Regions from separate parts of the Homo sapiens genome. Here all the other regions are linked to region 1. A link is a loop called in an ENCODE intact Hi-C map of the cell type or tissue named here. Cell type or tissue: CD14-positive monocyte. All regions are shown on one strand. Each heading gives the region's core, and the rest is flanking DNA. Links, peaks and the distances in the headings are about the cores only. Region 1 has its middle 17 kb from the start of LINC00102. Region 2 overlaps CD99 (CD99 molecule (Xg blood group)). Region 3 overlaps CD99 (CD99 molecule (Xg blood group)).

What was found. Hi-C counts contacts between places; a loop is a spot of excess contacts. Peaks named below come from ENCODE experiments on the same cell type or tissue, not always from the same donor. Only the 100,000 strongest peaks of a DNase experiment are listed, where the experiment ranks them.
Region 2: it touches region 1 in a loop (4-fold over the local background); 16 of 110 quality-filtered maps call a loop at or near these places.
Region 3: it touches region 1 in a loop (3-fold over the local background); 15 of 110 quality-filtered maps call a loop at or near these places.

The regions. Positions count from the first base shown.
Region 1 is chrX:2,629,063-2,635,201 of GRCh38, forward strand. It overlaps the pseudogene CD99P1. Among named protein-coding and RNA genes, the nearest start is that of LINC00102, 17 kb to the left of the region's middle. In CD14-positive monocyte, for the core only: no CTCF peak of the experiment used is centred there; DNase peaks (open chromatin) are centred at 1,469, 2,099, 2,609, 3,089 and 1 weaker place; H3K4me3 peaks cover 384 bases; H3K27ac peaks cover 2,783 bases.
Region 2 is chrX:2,705,277-2,711,415 of GRCh38, forward strand. All of the region lies in intron 1 of CD99 (CD99 molecule (Xg blood group)), which reads left to right. Among named protein-coding and RNA genes, the nearest start is that of CD99, 17 kb to the left of the region's middle. In CD14-positive monocyte, for the core only: a CTCF peak has its summit at 2,916; DNase peaks (open chromatin) are centred at 2,265, 3,045, 3,535 and 5,065; H3K4me3 peaks cover 2,529 bases; H3K27ac peaks cover 3,544 bases.
Region 3 is chrX:2,693,446-2,699,584 of GRCh38, forward strand. All of the region lies in intron 1 of CD99 (CD99 molecule (Xg blood group)), which reads left to right. Among named protein-coding and RNA genes, the nearest start is that of CD99, 5.2 kb to the left of the region's middle. In CD14-positive monocyte, for the core only: no CTCF peak of the experiment used is centred there; a DNase peak (open chromatin) is centred at 3,426; H3K4me3 peaks cover 1,689 bases; H3K27ac peaks cover 1,988 bases.

The DNA.
Region 1 (6,139 bases), core at 1,089-5,088:
AAACTTCCTGGGTCACTAGCGAAGTTTGTAGCACTTCCTGTTTCCTGGGGATGGTAAGAGAACTTCCTGGGTCACTGGGGAGGTTGTAGCACTTCCTGCTTCCTAGACATGATAAATGAACTTCCTGGGTCATTGGAAGGTTGCAGCACTTTCTAGTTTAGAGGGACATTATAACACTTCCTGGTTTATCTGGAGATTGTAATGCTTTCTGATTCATAGGGACATTGTAAAACTTTCTGGCTCACATTGTTACATTTCCTGGTTCAAATGGATAATAGTAGCACTTCCTGGTTCACAGGGACATTGTGACACTTCCTGGTTCTTATGGGTAATTGTAGCATTTCCTGGTTCACAGGGACATTGCAACGCTTTTTGGTTCATACACATAATTGTTAGCACTTCCTGATTCCCAGGGACATTGCAACACTTCCTGGTTCATAGGGATAATTGTAGCACTTCCTGTTTCATAGGGACATTGTAATACTTTCTGGTTCATACGAATAACTCTAGTACTTCCTGGTTCATATAGATAATAGTAGCAATTCCTGGTTCACATGGACATTGCAACACTTCCTGTTTCACAGAGACATTGCAACACTTCCTGGTTCATTCTGATAATTGTATAACTTCCTGGTTTGCAGGGACATTGTAACACTTTCTGGTTCATATGGATAATAGCACTTCCTGGTTCATAGGGACATAGTAACATTTCCGGGTTCATACATACGGATAATTGTAGCACTTCCTGGTTCATACGGATAATTGTAGCACTTCCTGGTTTGCAGGGACATTGCAATACTTCCTGGTTCATATGGATAATTGTAGCACTTCTTAGTTTTTAGGATCATTGTGACACTTCCTGGTTCATAGTGACACTGCCACACTTTCTGGTTCATATGGATAATTGTAGAACTTCCTGGTTCATAAAGACATTTGGAACCGTCTGGTTCATAGGGATAATTGTAGCACTTCCTGGTTCATAGGGACATTGCCACACTTCCTGGTTCATCTGGATAATTGTAGCACTTCCTGGTTCATAGGGAAATTGTGACACTTTCTGGTTCATAGTGACATTGCCACACTTCCTGGTCCATGTGGATAATAGTAGCACTTCCTGGTTCGTAGGGACCTTACCACACTTCCTGGTTCATCCAGATAATTGTAGCACTTCCTGGTTCATAGGGATATTGCCACACTTTCTGGTTCATATGGATAATTGTAGCACTTCCTGGTTCATATGGATAATAGTAGCACTTCCTGGTTCACAGGTACATTACAACACTTCCTGGTTCATTCAGATAATTGTAAAACTTCCTAGTTTGCAGGGACATTGTAACACTTTCTGGTTCATATGGATAATTGTAGCACTTCCTGGTTCATAGGGAAATTGTGACACTTTCTGGTTTATAGTGACATTGCCACACTTCCCGGTCCGTGTGGATAATAGCACTTCCTGGTTCGTAGGGACATTGCCACACTTCCTGGTTCATCCAGATAATTGTAGCACTTCCTGGTTCATCGGTAAATTGTGACACTTTCTGGTTCATAGTGATATTGCCACACTTCCTGGTTCATAGTGACATTGCCACACTTCCTGGTCCATGTGGATAATAGTAGCACTTCCTGGTTCATAGGGACATTGCCACACTTCCTGGTTCATCCAGATAATTGTAGCACTTCCTGGTTCATAGGGATAGTGCCACACTTCCTGGTTCATAAGGATAATAGTAGCACTTCCTGGTTCACAGGTACATTACAACACTTCCTGGTTCATTCAGATAATTGTAGAACTTCCTAGTTTGCAGGGACATTGTAACACTTTCTGGTTCATATGGATAATTGTAGCACTTCCTGGTTCATAGGGAAATTGTGACACTTTCTGGTTCATAGTGACATTGCCACACTTCCTGGTCCGTGTGGATAATAGCACTTCCTGGTTCATAGGGACATTGCCACACTTCCTGGTTCATCCAGATAATTGTAGCACTTCCTGGTTCATAGGGATATTGCCACACTTTCTGGGTCATATGGATAATTGTAGCACTTCCTGGTTCATATGGAAAATAGCACTTCCTGGTTCACAGGGACATTACAACACTTCCTGGTTCATTCAGATAATTGTAGAACTTCCTAATTTGCAGGGACATTGTAACACTTTCTGGTTCATGTGGAGAATTGTAGCACTTCCTGGTTCATAGGGAAATTGTGACACTTTCTGGTTCATAGTGACATTGCCACACTTCCCGGTCCATGTGGATAATAGTAGCACTTCCTGGTTCATAGGGACATTGCCACACTTCCTGGTTCATCCAGATAATTGTAGCACTTCCTGGTTCATAGGGATATTGCCACGCTTTCTGGTTCATATCGATAATTGTAGCACTTCCTGGTTCATATGGATAATAGTAGCACTTCCTGGTTCACAGGTACATTACAACACTTCCTGGTTCATTCAGATAATTGTAGAACTTCCTAGTTTGCAGGGACATTGTAACACTTTCTGGTTCATATGGATAATTGTAGCACTTCCTGGTTCATAGGGAAATTTTGACACTTTCTGGTTCATAGTGACATTGCCACACTTCCCGGTCCGTGTGGATAATAGTAGCACTTCCTGGTTCATAGGGACATTGCCACACTTCCTGGTTCATCCAGATAATTGTAGCACTTCCTGGTTCATAGGGATATTGCCACACTTTCTGGTTCATATGGATAATTGTAGCACTTCCTGGTTCACAGGGACATTACACACTTCCTGGTTCATTCAAATAATTGTAGAACTTCCTAGTTTGCAGGGACATTGTAACACTTTCTGGTTCATATGGAGAATTGTAGCACTTCCTGGTTCATAGGGACATTGTAACACTTCCTGGTTCATAGGGACATTGTAACATTTCCAGGTTCATATGGATAATTGTAGCACTTCTTAGTTTTTAGGATCATTGTGACACTTCCTGGTTCATCTGGATTATTGTAGCACTTCCCGGTTTATAGGGAAATTGTGACACTTTCTGGTTCATAGTGACATTGCCACACTTCCTGATTGATATGGATAATAGCACTTCCTGGTTCATAGGGACATTGCCACACTTGCTGGTTCATCCAGATAATTGTAGCACTTCCTGGTTCATATGGATAATAGCACTTCCTGGTTCACAGGGACATTGTAACACTTCCTCTTTCATTCCGATAATTGTAGAACTTCCTAATTTGCAGGGACATTGTAACACTTTCTGGTTCATACGGATAATTGTAGCACTTCCTGGTTCATAGGGACATTGTAACATTTCCAGGTTCATACAGATAATTGTAGCACTTCCTGGTTCATAGGGACATTGTGACACTTCCTGGTTCATATGGATAATTGTAGCACTTCCTGGTTTGCAGGGACATTGCAATACTTCCTGGTTCATAGGGATAATTGTAGCACTTCTTAGTTTGAGGGACATTGTGACACTTCCTGGTTCATAGTGACACTGCAACACTTTTTGGTTCATATGGAAAATTGTAGTATTTCCTGGTTCATAACGACATTTGGAACCGTCTAGTTCATAGGGATAATTGTAGCACTTCCTGGTTCGTAGGGACATTGCCACACTTCCTGGTTCATCTGGATAATTGTAGCACTTCCTGGTTCATAAGGATAGTTGCAACACTCCCTGGGTCATCACCCCCATCCTGCCATCTGCTCCAGCCCTATGCAGCCACTCAGAAATCTACTTCCTATCCCATGGATTTGCCTATCAGGGGCATTTCAAACGGCCTCCCATGTGGTTTTGTGCCTGGCTTCTTTCACTCAGCATAATATTTTCGAGGTCCATCGATTTTGTACCATGCATCAGAATTTCATTCCTTTTGATGGCAGAATGACATTCCATTGTATGGGTAGACCACATTTTGTTTATCCATACACTTGTTGTTGGGCATTGGGTTATTTCCACTGTGTAACTACCATGAATAATGCTTAGCACTTAGCATACGGTTAAGACTTCTATGTACATACTTGTCTGAGTAACTGTCTTCAATTTTTTGGGTAAATACCCAGGAGGGGAATGGCTGGGTCATATGATAACTCTATGTTTAACCATTGAAGGATCCGCCAGGCTGCTTTTCAAAGCAACCGCACCATTGCACCATCCCACAAACAATATAAGAGTGCTCCAGTTTCTGCACATCTGAGCCAACACTTGTCACTGTCCATATTTGTCATTAGAGCCATCCTAGTGTGTATGATGGGCTATCTCATTGTGGTTTTGATTTGCATTTCCCTGATGACCAGATAGGTTGGCTTTCAAGTTTTCATGTTCTTTCTTCTTCTCTGTCAAGTAGATGAGTAATACTTAAATAAATATTTCTTACTCAGCATTTTGATGTATTTATTCATAGCCTTATTAATGCTTGACTTTATTTGTTTATCTCTCAGATATGGGTCTCTAAATGTCAGTTTCAAGAAGGAACTGTGTTTTGTTCAACTCCAAAATCCCCAGATCTATCTAGGACACTGCCTGAAACACAGAAGGGGTTAAAAAAATATGGATGAAATATAATAGCAAATGCATGTCCTATTTTAAAATATCGACAGTTATTCTATTTGCAGAACAATAAATTCAATGTGAAGACTAAGATACTGTTGATTATTTATGTGTGTATGCTCGTATATGTATATATACATACATATGTGTGTATACCTCTACATGTATGTATAGGTATGTATAGGTATACATATGTATATGTACAGACATATGTATAGGTATACATATGTATATGTACAGACATATGTATAGGTATATACACATATACAAGCATATATATATACATATGCAAGCATACCCACATTATGTACATATATGTAATATATATATATATACACACTCACATATACATACACACACACATATATTTACACATATCTTTATAAAACACAGACCTAGGATATTTTCCCTAGAATCAGGTCCAAGGCAGATAGTTGAAAAATGTCTGATTTCTAATTTGTGGTTGAAATAAAACTAAGAACATTTCATTATTTTCATCATGATTTATTTTGCTGACTTGTTGAACATATGCAGGCTTGTTACCTGGGTGGACTGTGTGATGCTGAGGTTTGGGGTATGACCGATCCCATCACCCGGGTAGTGAGCATGGCACCCAATAGGTAGTTCTTCAGTTCTTACCCTATCCCTCCCTCCACCCTCTAGGAGCCCCCAGTGTCTGTTCCTCTCTTTGTGTCCATGAGTACCCAATATGTAGATCCACTTATAAATGAGAATGTGCAATATTTGGTTTTCTGTTTCTGGATTAGTTTGATTACAATAAGAACCTCCAGCTCCATCCACGTTACTGTAAAGGACGTGGTTTTGTTCTTTTCTGTGGCTGTGTAGTATCCCACAGCGTCTATGGACCACATTTTCTTTATCCAGTTCACCCTTGATGGGCATTTAGGTTGATTCCATGTCTTTGCTATGGGGAATAGTACTGTGATCAACATGCTTGTGCAGGAGTCTTTTTGGTAGGATAATTTATTTTCCATTATGTATGTATCCAGGAATGGGATTGCTGAACTAAATGGTAGTTCTCTTTTTAGTTCTTTGAGAAATCTGGGAGATATGTCTTGGAATGAACTTCATATAGCTTTTTACTGCCTCCCTTTTAAAATGCTTCCAGAAGGCTGTCCCTTATTTGGTGCACAGAAACTGGCTAAAAAATAAATGTGACCAGCTGGGAGTGGTGGCTCACGTCTGTAATCTCAGCACTTTGGGAGACTGAGGCAGGTGGATCACCTGAGGTCAGGAGATCAAGACCATCCTGGCCAACATGGTGAAACCCCGTCTCTAGTAAAAATACAAAAAATTAACTGGGCGTGGTGGCGGGCGCCTGTAATCCCAGCTACTCAGGAGGCCAAGGCAGGAGAATTGCTCGAACTTGGGAGCCAGAGGTTGCAGTGAGCTGAGATGGCTCCACTGCACTCCAGCCTGGGCGACAGAACGAGATTCCGTCTCAAAAACAAACAAACAAACAAAAATTAGCCAGGCATGGTGGCACACACCTATAGTCCCAGCTACTCAGGAGGCTGAGGCAGGGGAATCACTTGAACCCGGGAGGCGGAGGTTGCAGTGAGCTGAGATCTCACCATTGCACTCCA
Region 2 (6,139 bases), core at 1,161-5,160, 76 kb after region 1:
CAGATATGCAGTCACTGGCACACATCCTGTTACTGACGGGAAGCTGGACCCAGCACTGGAGTATTTCTGAGACTATGACACTCTGGTGTATTCCTGAAACTATTTATGACACTATTAAGCTCTTTTCTGTAATTTTACAATATGTTTGGTAAGATCTCAGCGCCAGATTTTTTTAAATGATGTGTTTATTTCTTTTAATTGACAAATACACATTGTATGTGTTTATGCGGTTGCACATGGTGTCTTGATGTATGTATCCATGGTGAGATGGATTTAAATATGCATGACCTCACAGACTTTGCAGCACTTTTTTGTGTGTGGTGAGAACACTTATTCAGAATGGGCTCCTTTAGTCGTTTTCAAATATTCAAGCCATTGTTACTAATTGCAGTCGCCATGGTGTCTCTGAGCTTTCCTGAAGTTATTTGTCCTGTCTCATGGACGCTTTGTGCCCTGTGACCGATCGTCTGCCCGGTGTTAAATGACACATCTTGAAAAAGAGGACAATACTTCCAGAGCGATTCGGTTTTATAGCAACAGAAAAGTAAGGGTGTTTTGACCATTTGAATAAAATAGTAAAATGAAATGTATCAGCTGCCTCCTGCTATTCCCACACAGGAGGACTTCCGGTGCTTGCTCCAATGTGGAGGCATTTTCTCTTGCAGCATTCTGAGCTACAATTATCTCTAGGCTGGGGACCCTTCCCGAGGCCCCCCAAACCTGGAATGAAAGTTTTTAGGGTCAGACCATGTGACTGGTTCCACTCGACCTCCAAAACGTTAAAAAGAAAAAAAAAAAAAGAGCCGGGCGCGGTGGCTCACGCCTGTCATCCCAGCACTTTGGGAGGCCGAGGCGGGCGGATCACGAGTTCAGGAGATCGAGACCATCCTGGCTACCACGGTGAAACCCAGTCTCTACTAAAAATACAAAAAAATCAGCCGGGCGTGGTGGTGGGCACCTGTAGTCCCAGCTACTCGGGAGGCTGAGGCAGCAGAATGGTGTGAACCCGGGAGGCATAGCTTGCAGTGAGCCAAAATCGGGCCACCGCACTCCAGCCTGGGTGACACAGAGACACTCTGTCTCAAAAAAAGGAAAAAACAAAAAACAAAAAACGCTTTGCCTTTGCTTGGCATCAGAGGACTCAGCAGCAAGTAAAGAGCACACACGTGCCCTCTGCACCACCTCCTCCTCCTTTTCTACAATGTCCTGAAAGTTTCGTGTTTAGTGGGCTTTGGAAAAGGGTGTGGAAAACCAGCAGGAGCAGATGAGTACTGGAGTGGCCAGCAGCAGGTGTGAACACCCTGGGGTGATGCTGGGGCTGAGTGAATTGGACATTTTTCAGCAGGGACACCCAGGCCAGTGGCGGGTCTTCATCCTCCCACCCTTAATGGAGATGAACGGCATTATTGAGAAAGCTGCAGGCACACACAGAGCACTGCTTAAATGATGTCCCTGGCTGCTGCTGTTACTATGTAATGATTGTGTTATTCTTATGAAAATCTGAAAGTTACAGGAATCTTGGAACTGCCTAATTTTTTTTAATTAATTAATTAATTTATTTCGAGACAGAGTCTCACTCTGTCGCCCAGGCTGGAGTGCAGTGGTGCGATCTCGGCTCACTGCAACCTCCACCTCCCGGGTTCAAGCGATTCTCCTGCCTCAGCCTCCCAAGTAACTGGGACTACGGGCGTGCACCACCACGCCTGGCTCATTTTTAATTTTATGTGAAACACCTGAATGATGTGATGATGGGGTTTAAGATAACCCAAGTGTTCGGGCGCGGCGGCTCACATCTGTAATCCCTGCACTTTGGGAGGCCAAGGCAGGCAGATCACTTGATGCCCGGAGTTTGAGACCAGCCTGGCCAACATGGCGAAACTCCATCTCTACTAAAAACACAAGAATTAGCTGGATGTGGTGGCACATGCCCATAGTCCCAGCTACTGGGGAAGCTGAGGAAGGAGAATCACTTGAACCCAGGAGGTGGAGGTTGCAGTGAGTTGAGATCATGCTACTGTACTCTAGCCTGGGCAACAGAGCAAAACTCTGCCTCAAAAGAAAAGAAAAGAAAAGAAAAAAACAGCAAAAAGAGAACCCAGGTACTGGCTCTCCTCCTGCGTTTGCCCCGGTTGAGTGCATTCCTGCATTAGTGCAAGCCTTAGTCACGTTGCAGAGGAACTCACACACCCCATGTGGCCTCGGGGACTTCACTCTGGGTTCGTCCTGTTTTTTGAGTTGCCTGGCTGATGAGAAAAAGTAAACATGGTTTGAATCAGTAGAAAGTGTCTTGTCAGACTGACTCATGCCATCTGTCGTCCGTTCCGCCTTGCCCTGATGAGCCATTACCCTGTCCCGGAAACATCTGGAGCTTTGAGAGGGCCGGGTGGAAACAGCAGTGGCAGTTGGGGGTTCTGCTGAGGGTCTGGTCTCTTTGCAAATTTGCAGAGAGGCTGAATGCCGTAAACGTGCAACACAGGCACCTGAGTTCTCCACCAGGCTCCTTCTCTGAGGGCATGGTTGCAGCTCTTGCTGGGTGGGTTTTGTTGGTGTTTTCTTCACATTTGTAGCCCCGGAGGTCGTTTTCAGGAGCAAAAAGGCAAGTGGGGGTGTCTGCTGTGAGCCCGCAATTTCCTGCCTACCACCTGAAAGCTCAGGGAATGTGATGAATTGGGAGATGAATCCTAGGCAATAAAGAGAGCAGTGGACTGAGTTAGGAGACGATAGCTTCATTTACAGAGATTCCTTTACTGACTGATGATCATTGATTGGGTTTGCTTCCCCATGAGGCTTCAAGCCAATAGCACGTGCATTTGCATCCATTTATATACACCTGGGGGACTGCCTTCCTCACACACACCTGGGGGACTGCCTCCCTCACACACACCTGGGGAACTGCATCCCTTCACATACATAGGGAACTGTGTCCCTCACACACCTGGAAGATTAGCCTCAGAGGTGTCTGCAGTACCAGATTCCACCAGGGAGTGAACGTCTGATTATGGGTGATTCAGGGTGCCCACGTCTATATGAAATCGAGAGCGGGTCACCTCCCTTTCCTCCCTACTCTCTGTGGGGTGGTGTTTGGGGAGCTGTCTTAAGTGTTAGTCACCCGAGGAGAAAATGGTGAGGGTGGGACTCTGTATCTGGGAGAAAGGAGACCTTGGAGGCAGGGGACAGACTGACAGAGCCTTGAGCGATGGAAGCTGAGGTCGAGGGCCCAAGGTCGATGATAGAATGCTTGGGGTTGTCTCTCCTCTGGTGTCCTTGTCCTTCAGGCATCCTGGAGTGACATTGAAATTGTTTCAATTAAAAACTGTAGAAACAGCACAGAGATAAGAATGGAAGACAAGCTCCAAGTGCGGGGCTGAGGCGAGTTCTCCAAGGACTAGGGCTAAGGGCAGAGGGTGGGAGAAGGGGAGAAGGGCGTGAGGGGCATACTGTGTCCTTTGCCACCCACTCTCAGACTTGTTGTCTTGGACCTCCGTCGGCTGAGCTTGGGGTCCGGGGAGCAGTGGGTTTGGACACTCAGTGGTGACGTCAGCCGTAGTCCTGAAGCAGAGGGGAAGTTGGCAATCCAGGCTTGCCTGGGGGTGACACTGGTGGCGGGAGGGCCTGTGCCCTCCCCTGTAACTGGGTTTGTGTGGGGTCCATGGGGGCATTGGGGTCAGTGGAAGGAACATGAAGTGAGCCAGAGCATCGTCACTGTGGCCTCTGAGGGCAGGTGGAGCAAGAAAAGGAGGAAGCTTCTAAGTGACACCTGGTCCCAGCTCAGTGGCTATGACCAGGGAAGTCATGTGGAGGAAAAGGCTGGTGGACTCTGAGGGTGATGGAGGAGGATGGGAGGGGCAAGCTAGGCTGGGGAGGTGGCAGGCCATGGACACACACCAGACAGACACACATGTGCATGCACACATACACAGGCACATACATGCATGCACACTCATGCCATGCATATATGCATGCATGCACACGTGTGCACCCACACAGCAAGTCACATGTGCACGTGAGCACACATGAAAACACACAAGCACATGCACATACTCCTGCAGTGCACATGCACACCCATATATGCATGCACACAGGTGTGTGCTCAGATAGCACCCTCACACATATGCACACAAGCACACAGGCAAACACGCAGACACATGAACAAATGCACATATATATTCATGCAGTGCACTTGTGCACATATACACATGCAAACAGGTGTGCATTCAGCACACTCACAATGCACATGAAAACACGTGTGCACACACATGCAGTGCAATACATATATGCATGCACATGTGTGCCCACACCATACACCCACACATACGTGCAGGAGCACACACGTGCACACACAGAAACCACATGAATGCATGAGCACGCGTATATGAAATACACATGTACACATGAGCACATCCACACGCGCACATGCATGAACATAGACACACACATGCATGTACATAGACACGCACATGCATGTACATAGACATGCACACGTATACCCAGGCCCTGCATTGGAAAAAATCCAAAATGTGGCTTGGTTGCAAAGAGCACATGAAGAGCTGTTGAATGCAGAGGTGCCCAGCAAGAAGCATGGACCTAAACCCGAAGGTGGTTGGGGGAAGCTTGGGGACACCTGGGTGGGCAAATGGCCCCCCTGAGGCCCAGGGACAGATGCAAAAACCCAGCAAGCCAGGAGGGTCTTTGAAAAAAAAAATGTGTACCACATGTGACATTTCCCATGTGAGGGAAGCATCGAGATCATACTGTGTTTTCCCTGTGCCCTGCGATTTTGCAGCTGACATGCCCTTTCTGTGGAAATATATAGCAGTCCTCATGCTAGGATTGCGTGTTCTGTGTCAGGCAGCTGGGCATGGGAGTGCAGGGTGTGGGGTGGAACCTGGGAGGAGAGTTCTAGTTTTACCACTGTGTTCCGGCCGTGGGGTGTCCTGGGGAATGGAGGCCACCTCCTGACACTGGAGTTTCCTGGGTTCTGCTGTGAGCGAGGAGTGGGAGAAGACAAGACTCTGGTCTTAGAAACCTTCCGAGTCTCGTACGCCCTTGACTGCCGTTTCTGAGTATTTCCTGAAGCTTGGGAAGGATGAGTCACTTTAAGGGGATTGTCCTATGTTGCTTTGTTTTGTTTCTTTAGTGACGGTGTCTATGATCATCTTCTGTTTATGAGGGTGAAATTACAGAAATAAGAAGGGTTACACTTAAAATAATATCTGTACTTTACTTTCACGTGTGGGGTTTTTTTTTGTCATTGCTGCTGCTTTTTTTTCTTTAACATTCTGACAGTTCTGTCTGCTTATTATTAAGTCTTCCTACCTTTCTAAAGAGAATGTCTTTCTTGCTAAAGAATACATTATGGACTCTTGGAATCTCTTTGTTGGGGTGGAGGGGGTGGGGACTTGCCCTGACTTGCTGGGAATGCCCATAGGGTTTAGAAGTCACGTCTACCGCTGAGGCACTAACAAAGGTAAGCCTTCAAGGAAGCACTGTCATTTCCGGGGAAGAGAGTTTTGAGGAAATTGAAACAGTTACGAATTGATCTAGCAGTCCCTCTACTAATGTATCTACATATGAAGATATGTAGAGATGACTTTTTTTTTTTTTTTTTTTTTGAGATGGAGTCTCCCTCTGTCACCCAGGCTGGAGTGCAGTGGCATGATCTCTGCTCACTGCAACCTCTACTTCCCGGATTCAAGCGATTTTCCTGCCTCAGCCTCCTGAGTAGCTGGGATTACATGCGCATATCACCACGCCTGGCCAATTTTTTTGTATTTATAGTAGAGACGGGGTTTCACCATGTTGGTTGGGCTGGTCTCGAACTCCTGACCTCGTGATCCTCTCACCTTGGCCTCCCAAAGTGCTGAGATTACAGGTGTGAGCCACCGCACCCGGCCCCAGAGATGACTTCTAAACCTTCAGGGTATTCCCAGCAAGTCAGGGCAAGTCTATATATATATAATATATATATGTGTATATATATATTTGTATAAATATATAATTCGTATATATAGTATGTATATATAGTATATATAGTATGTATGTATATGGTGTGTATATATGTAGTGTGTGTATACATAGTATGTGTATATACAGTATGTATGTATATAGTATGTGTATATATAGTATGTGTGTGTATTAT
Region 3 (6,139 bases), core at 1,403-5,402, 65 kb after region 1:
TGAGGGACGCTTCTCACCCCTTCTTTGCAGTCTGACCCTGCTAGAGATGGAGACAGAAACAGCCTGTCCCAATAATATTAATACACGTTTCATCGGGAAAGTTGACTTTTGAGTTGGTGATGCTCAGAACACACTTTCTTATAGCAACGTGCATCAGGCTGCAAAACCCCGTTGAGCCTGAAGTAGGTTCTCAGACTGGTGCTGATAGCTCTGGCCTGATCTCAGAGTGTTGGGGACCCTGTGTTCCTTGGTTCCTTCATAAATTCTCAGGGGTACAGGTGGGATGTGGTGAGGGATGGATGGACAGAGGGAGGTGTATAGAGGAAAAGAGGAGGCTTCAGCTTTGTAGAGAGCAGGATGTCCCCACAGGGCGACGTTGGCCCCGAGGAGACACTTTGTGATGGTTGCAGACATTTTTGGTTGCCACCCTGGGGTGGGACATCCCACCATCCTGCAATGGGTGGGGCAGCTTAGGGAAGCTGCTCAGAATCTTTCAAGGGCCAGGACGGCCTCCAGCACAAAGAATTCATCTGGTCCCAAATGCCAGTGGTGTTGAGGGTGGAAAACCCTGAGGAGGGCTTGGGAGTTGCATGTATGCGCTGATTCAGGGCTGCCCCTGCAGTTAGGAGCCTGCCGTCCCGACAGTAGAGTCGCACACATCCGATGCATCCCTGCTCTCTGGCAAAGGCTGATTTGCCCCACCCCCCGGGGCAACGGCACAGCGGCCTGTGCGGTTTGAAAAACTCCAAACATCTACGGAACCGACATCTCTTGAACAATACCAGGCCTCTTCAGGATTCCCTCGCCCCAGTAGAGCAAGTGTGGGCTTCGTTGTTTTTTTTTTTTTTTAACTCTCTCCAGAGCTCTTGTCTCCTGCCCCTGTGGGTGTGTGTGGAAGTTATTAGGAGAATGTTTCTGGGCAGAGGAAGTGGGTTTTATCATCCAGCGAGTTTGCCTTGATTTTCCATCAGCGCGTTTGGCTCTGGTAAAAGTTGATTGCTTTGCATTTAACTCCCTACTTTAGGCCGAGCACGGTGACTCAGGCCTGTAAATCCCAGCACTTTGAGAGGCCGAGGGCCGGTGGGTCACATGAGGCCAAGAGTTCGAGACCAGCCTGGCCAACATGGCAAAACCCCGACTCTACTAAAAATACAAAAATTAGCCGGGCGTGGTGGTGAGCGCCTATAATCCCAGCTACTCAGGAGGCTGAGGCAGGAAAATCACTTCAGCCCGGGAAGCAGAGGTTGCAGTGAGCTGAGATCGTGTCACCGCATTATGGCCTGGGTAACAGAGAGAGACTCAGTCTCAAAGAAAAAAAAAAACTTCCTGCTTTAGCTCTTTCTCCTTTCTCTGTGTATGAGACAGAGTTTTCATGTAAAGACAAATACATGTCTTTACACTTTGGAGATACTCAAGTAAATGATTGTTTGTCTGGAAATCATTTTTCTTCCTGAAGGTCCTATGGTGGGTACATGCTGTCATTTAGAAAGAAATGCAGCTCATACAATACTTTTCCCAATTCAGCATTTAGGAATCATGGCGGGATTTCATGGATACTGTCTGGAATGTTTTCGGACTCAGATATCTTCCCCCGGGGAAATAGACTTCTCAGTAGCCACGTGGACCTTGTGCTGGTTTTCAGTCCTGCTGAAAATGTTCTGAGCACTCTTGTTACTTTAGGGGAAAAGAATTACGTGTCCTTTGTGATTTATAGACACAGTAAGAAATAAGACCTGTGTGTCTCTCGGGGTGCGAAGGAGGAAAAGTCTTTTTTTTTTGAGATGGAATTTTCCTCTGTTGTCCAGGCTGGAGTGAAGTGGCACGATCTCAGCTCATGGCAATCTCTCCATCTCAGGTTCAAGCAGTTCTCCTGCCTCAGCCTCCCAATTAGCTGGGACTACAGGCATGCACTGCATATCTGGCTAATTTTTGTATGTTTAGTAGAGAAGGGGTTTCACTATGTTGACCAGGCTGAAAAATATTTTTTTGAGGTGGGGTCTCTGTTGCCCAGACTGGAGTGCAGGGGTGCAATCAGGGCTCACTACAGCCTCCACCTCCTGGGCTCAAGCAATCCTTCCACCTCAGCCTCTGTAGTAGCTGGGACTACAAGCACACACCACTGTGCCTGGCCACTTTTAAATTTTTTTGTAGAGACAGGGTCTTGCTATGTTGCCCAGACTGAAAAAAAAGTCTTTTTTTTTTTTTTGAGACAGTGTCTCACTGTGTCACCCAGGCTGGAGTGCAATGGCAGGATCTTGGCTCACTGCGACCTGTGTCTCCCGGGCTCAGGCAATTCTCCTGCCTCAGACACCTGAATAGCTGGGAATACAGGCACATGTCACCACACCTGGCTATTTTTTGTATTTTTAGTAGAGACGGTGTTTCACCCTGTTGGACAGGCTGGCCTCAAACTCCTGGCCTCAAGTGATCTGCCCACCTTGGCCTCCCAAAGTGCTGGGATTACAGGTGTGAGCCACCTGAAAAATCATTGTAAAAATCAACTGTCCTACATTCTTATTTGGAAGTGACTCCTCTAACCAAAGACAGGGAAAAACAAACCAAACTTTATTAACATGCGTTTTTCATTGATACATGAGAGATACCTAGAAATGGGTAGTTTTCAAGGAAGTGGCTTGGATTCTAGCTGCTCTAGTACCCTCAACAAAGAACAGTCCATTTTTAGAGAATTGGCAGAGAAAGACAAAGGACTTTGAGTCTTCAGGGGCAGCAACAAAATGGCAGAGAAAGGCTGGTTATTGAAGCTTGTTCATTCTGAGTCCTGTGTTCCATGTCCCAGGCCCATGTGGATTTTCTGCTGTCTTCCGTGCTTCACCTCTGTTCTCCCAGTTGGGGAGGTGGGGTTCGGATTGCTTGTGAATGTGGGCTCATCGTTGCTGGTGTAGCTGCAGGCTGCAGGCTGTCCAGGGCTTGAGGATTTGCTGATATTCTTTCTTTTCTTTTCTTTTTATTTTGAGATGAAGTCTCGCTCTTTTTCCCCAGGCTGGAGTGCGATGGTGCGATCTCGGCTCACTGCAACCTCTGCCTCCCAGGTTCAAGCAATTCTCCTGTCTCAGCCTCCTGAGTACCTGGGATTACAGGTGCCCGCCACCACACCTGGCTAATTTTTGTATTTTTTTAGTAGAGGTGGAGTTTCACCATCTTGGCCAGGCTGGTTTCGAACTCCTGACCTCAGGTGATCCGCCCGCCTCGGCCTCCTAAAGTGTATTCTTTTTTGATTTATTCCCAGTCTCTTGGCTGAAACATGGTAGCTCACCAGCATTTCTACTCCCATTTGTCCAACTGACGGTATCTTTTCACATCTCTAGAGACCAGAAGGACTTCCTCTTCTTGAATTTCCTGTTCAGTATTCTTTCTTGGCTTGGTTCCTTGGTGAGTTTTGAGGAGATGGTGCATGGGTGTGTTTTTCGGCTTTGTTTTAGTATGACTCAGGGTTGCCACCATGCCTTGTACGGTCTCCTAGTCATAGTATTAAAGTTTCCGCTTAGCAGGAAACCAGAAACTTCCTTTCTTCTCCCCCAGAGTCAGATTCAAACCAGTGTTTCTCAAGTGGGCTGTGAAAGTAGCTTGCAGCCACCCACCTTGCAAAGAAGAAAATTCAACAGAGGAGAGGAGAAAATGCCCACAGGGTACATGGAAAGCCTTGCTAAAGAAGCCGCATGGGCAAAGCTTTTGTTCCGCTCCCTCTGTCCCGGTGGGCTGGGCTGAGATATAATATATGTTTGTCATTGTGGACGGCAGCTGGATGAGTCTGAAAGCGGTTGCAAACCCCTTTAATTCACTTTGCTTTCTCAACTTTGAATGGTGTCGTGGGCTGGGGTGGGTCCCCTGTTTTTGAGAATCACCTGAAAGAGTCTGATTTTCTGCATCTTTTCGGGGAGTAAAGCTGTTGCTCCAAAGCGCTGTTTAAAAGCTGATAATAGTGTATCTGGTTGAGCTAACAGCCCTTCTTGAGGAGGCAGCAGACTGGCCAGAGGGTTCTGCAGGCATTACTCATCAGCGACACCTGAGTTTGCCCAGGTAGCCTGACTCTTGTTTGTTTCTGCTTTGCCTGACCCTGCAAAATTATTGTCCAAATGCACCCTGGCAAGCATTGATCCACGAGGGGATGCTGACCAGAAGGAGCTTTCGTTTCTGCACGATGGACTGGAACACGATGGACTGGAATGATGACAAGAATAAACACACTGCATTGTCTTTTAGGGCCAATGGACTTGGAGGCATAGAGATTTTATAACTACTGCCAGAACCCAAATATTGCCAGTCGGCCTCTTCTGCTGCTGTTGCTAGCTGTCTTCTTCTGGGGGAAATGGGTTGGGTTCTAAATATGAATTAACACAGGGCTGTCTTCGATGAATTCAGCACAAAATGTTCTCAGCAATTGAACACTCGGAGAGAAGTGTTAGGCATTTAGTGCAGACTCATAGAATAGCAGGACAGGGAGGGATTTGGATCTGGGCAAGCAGGAGATGGATATGAACATCTGTCTTTTGAGACCGTGCCGAGGTGGCAATGAAGGTAGAGGCCCCCTGTGTTGAGGTCTTTACTCAAGAGGCTGTGGTCCTTTGGGACTAACATAGCATCCGATAGACAGACAAGATGGACAGCTACAGCCACCTATGGGAAGCGGTTTCTACTCTTAAACCACAAGCCCCTAGACACTCATCATATCATAAACATATCACCGGGCAGTGGCTTGCAATCTTTTTTTTTCTTTGTTTCTTTTTTTTTTTTTTTTTAGACTTGCCCAGGCCGGAGTGCAGTGGCACGATTGTAGCTCACTGCAGTCTTGACCTCCTGGGTGCAGGTGAATCTCTCACCTCAGCCTTCCAAGGAGCTGGGACCACAGGCATGTGCCACCCTCAGCTAATTTTTAAAATCTTTTTGTAGAATCGGAGTCTGACTACATTGCCCAGGCTGGTCTTGAACTCCTGGGCTCAAGCAAACCTCTCGCCTCAGCTTCCCAAAGTGCTGGGGTTACAGGCGTGAGCCACCATGCTCAGCCTGCAATCATTTTTTTTGAGACAGGATCTCACTCTGTCGCCCAGGCTGAAGTGCAGTGGTGTGATCTCAGCTCACTGCAGCCTCGAACCCCCAGGCTCAGGTGACCTGCCCACCTTAGCCTTCTGTGTAGTTGGGACTATGGGCACATGCCACCACACTCAATTAATTTTTACCTTTTTTGTAGATACAGAGTTTTGTTCTGTCGCCCAGGCTGGTGGACATATTTTAATCCTACAGAGTCCAGGCTAAAAACACACCAGTAACTGTGATGCCCATCCCTCCTGCATTCCTGATTTCTGAGTGATGGTTTCAGACACAAACCTGCTTGACCACCCTCCAGTAGCTCTTGCTGACCTAGATCCGAGGTTCTCAGCTTTGGCCCCATTGCGGGAAGCTTGGAAACGTCACTCTTGCCCAGGGTTACCTGGGTAGTCTGGTTTATAGACGTGTTAGGTGTTTTAATTTTTTTTTTTTTTTGAGACAAGATTTTGCTCTGTCACCCAGGCTGGAGTGCAGTGGTACAGTCATAGCTCACTGCAGCCTCAACCTCCTGGGTTCAAGCAGCCCACCTACCTCAGCCTCGAAAGAAGCTGGGACCACAGGTGCACCTCACCATACCCAGCTAATCTTTTCTTTCTTTTTGTTTTTTTCTTTTCTTTCCTCTTCTTTTCTTTTCTTTTGTTTTCTCTTCTCTCTTTTCTTTCTTCTTCTTCTTTTTTTTAGACAGAGTCTTGCTGTGTTGCCCAGGCTGGAGTGCCTTGGTGCAATCTTGGCTCACTGCAACTTCCGCCTCCCTGGTTCAAGTGCCTCTCTTGCCTCAGCCTCCTGAGTAGCTGGAACTACAGGCACGCACCACCACGCCTGGCTAATTTTTGTATTTTTAGTAGAGACGGGATTTCACTATGTTGGCCAGGATGGTCTCGAACTCCTGACGTCGTGATCTGCCCACCTCGGCTTCCCAAAGTGCTGGGATTACAGGTGTGAGCCACCGCGCCCAGCCTTTTTTTTTTTTTTTTTTTTAAATTACAGAGTCTCACTCTGTCACCAGGCTGGAGTGCAGCGATGCAATCTTGGCTCGCTGCAACCTCTGCCACCCAGGTTCAAGTGATTCTTCTGC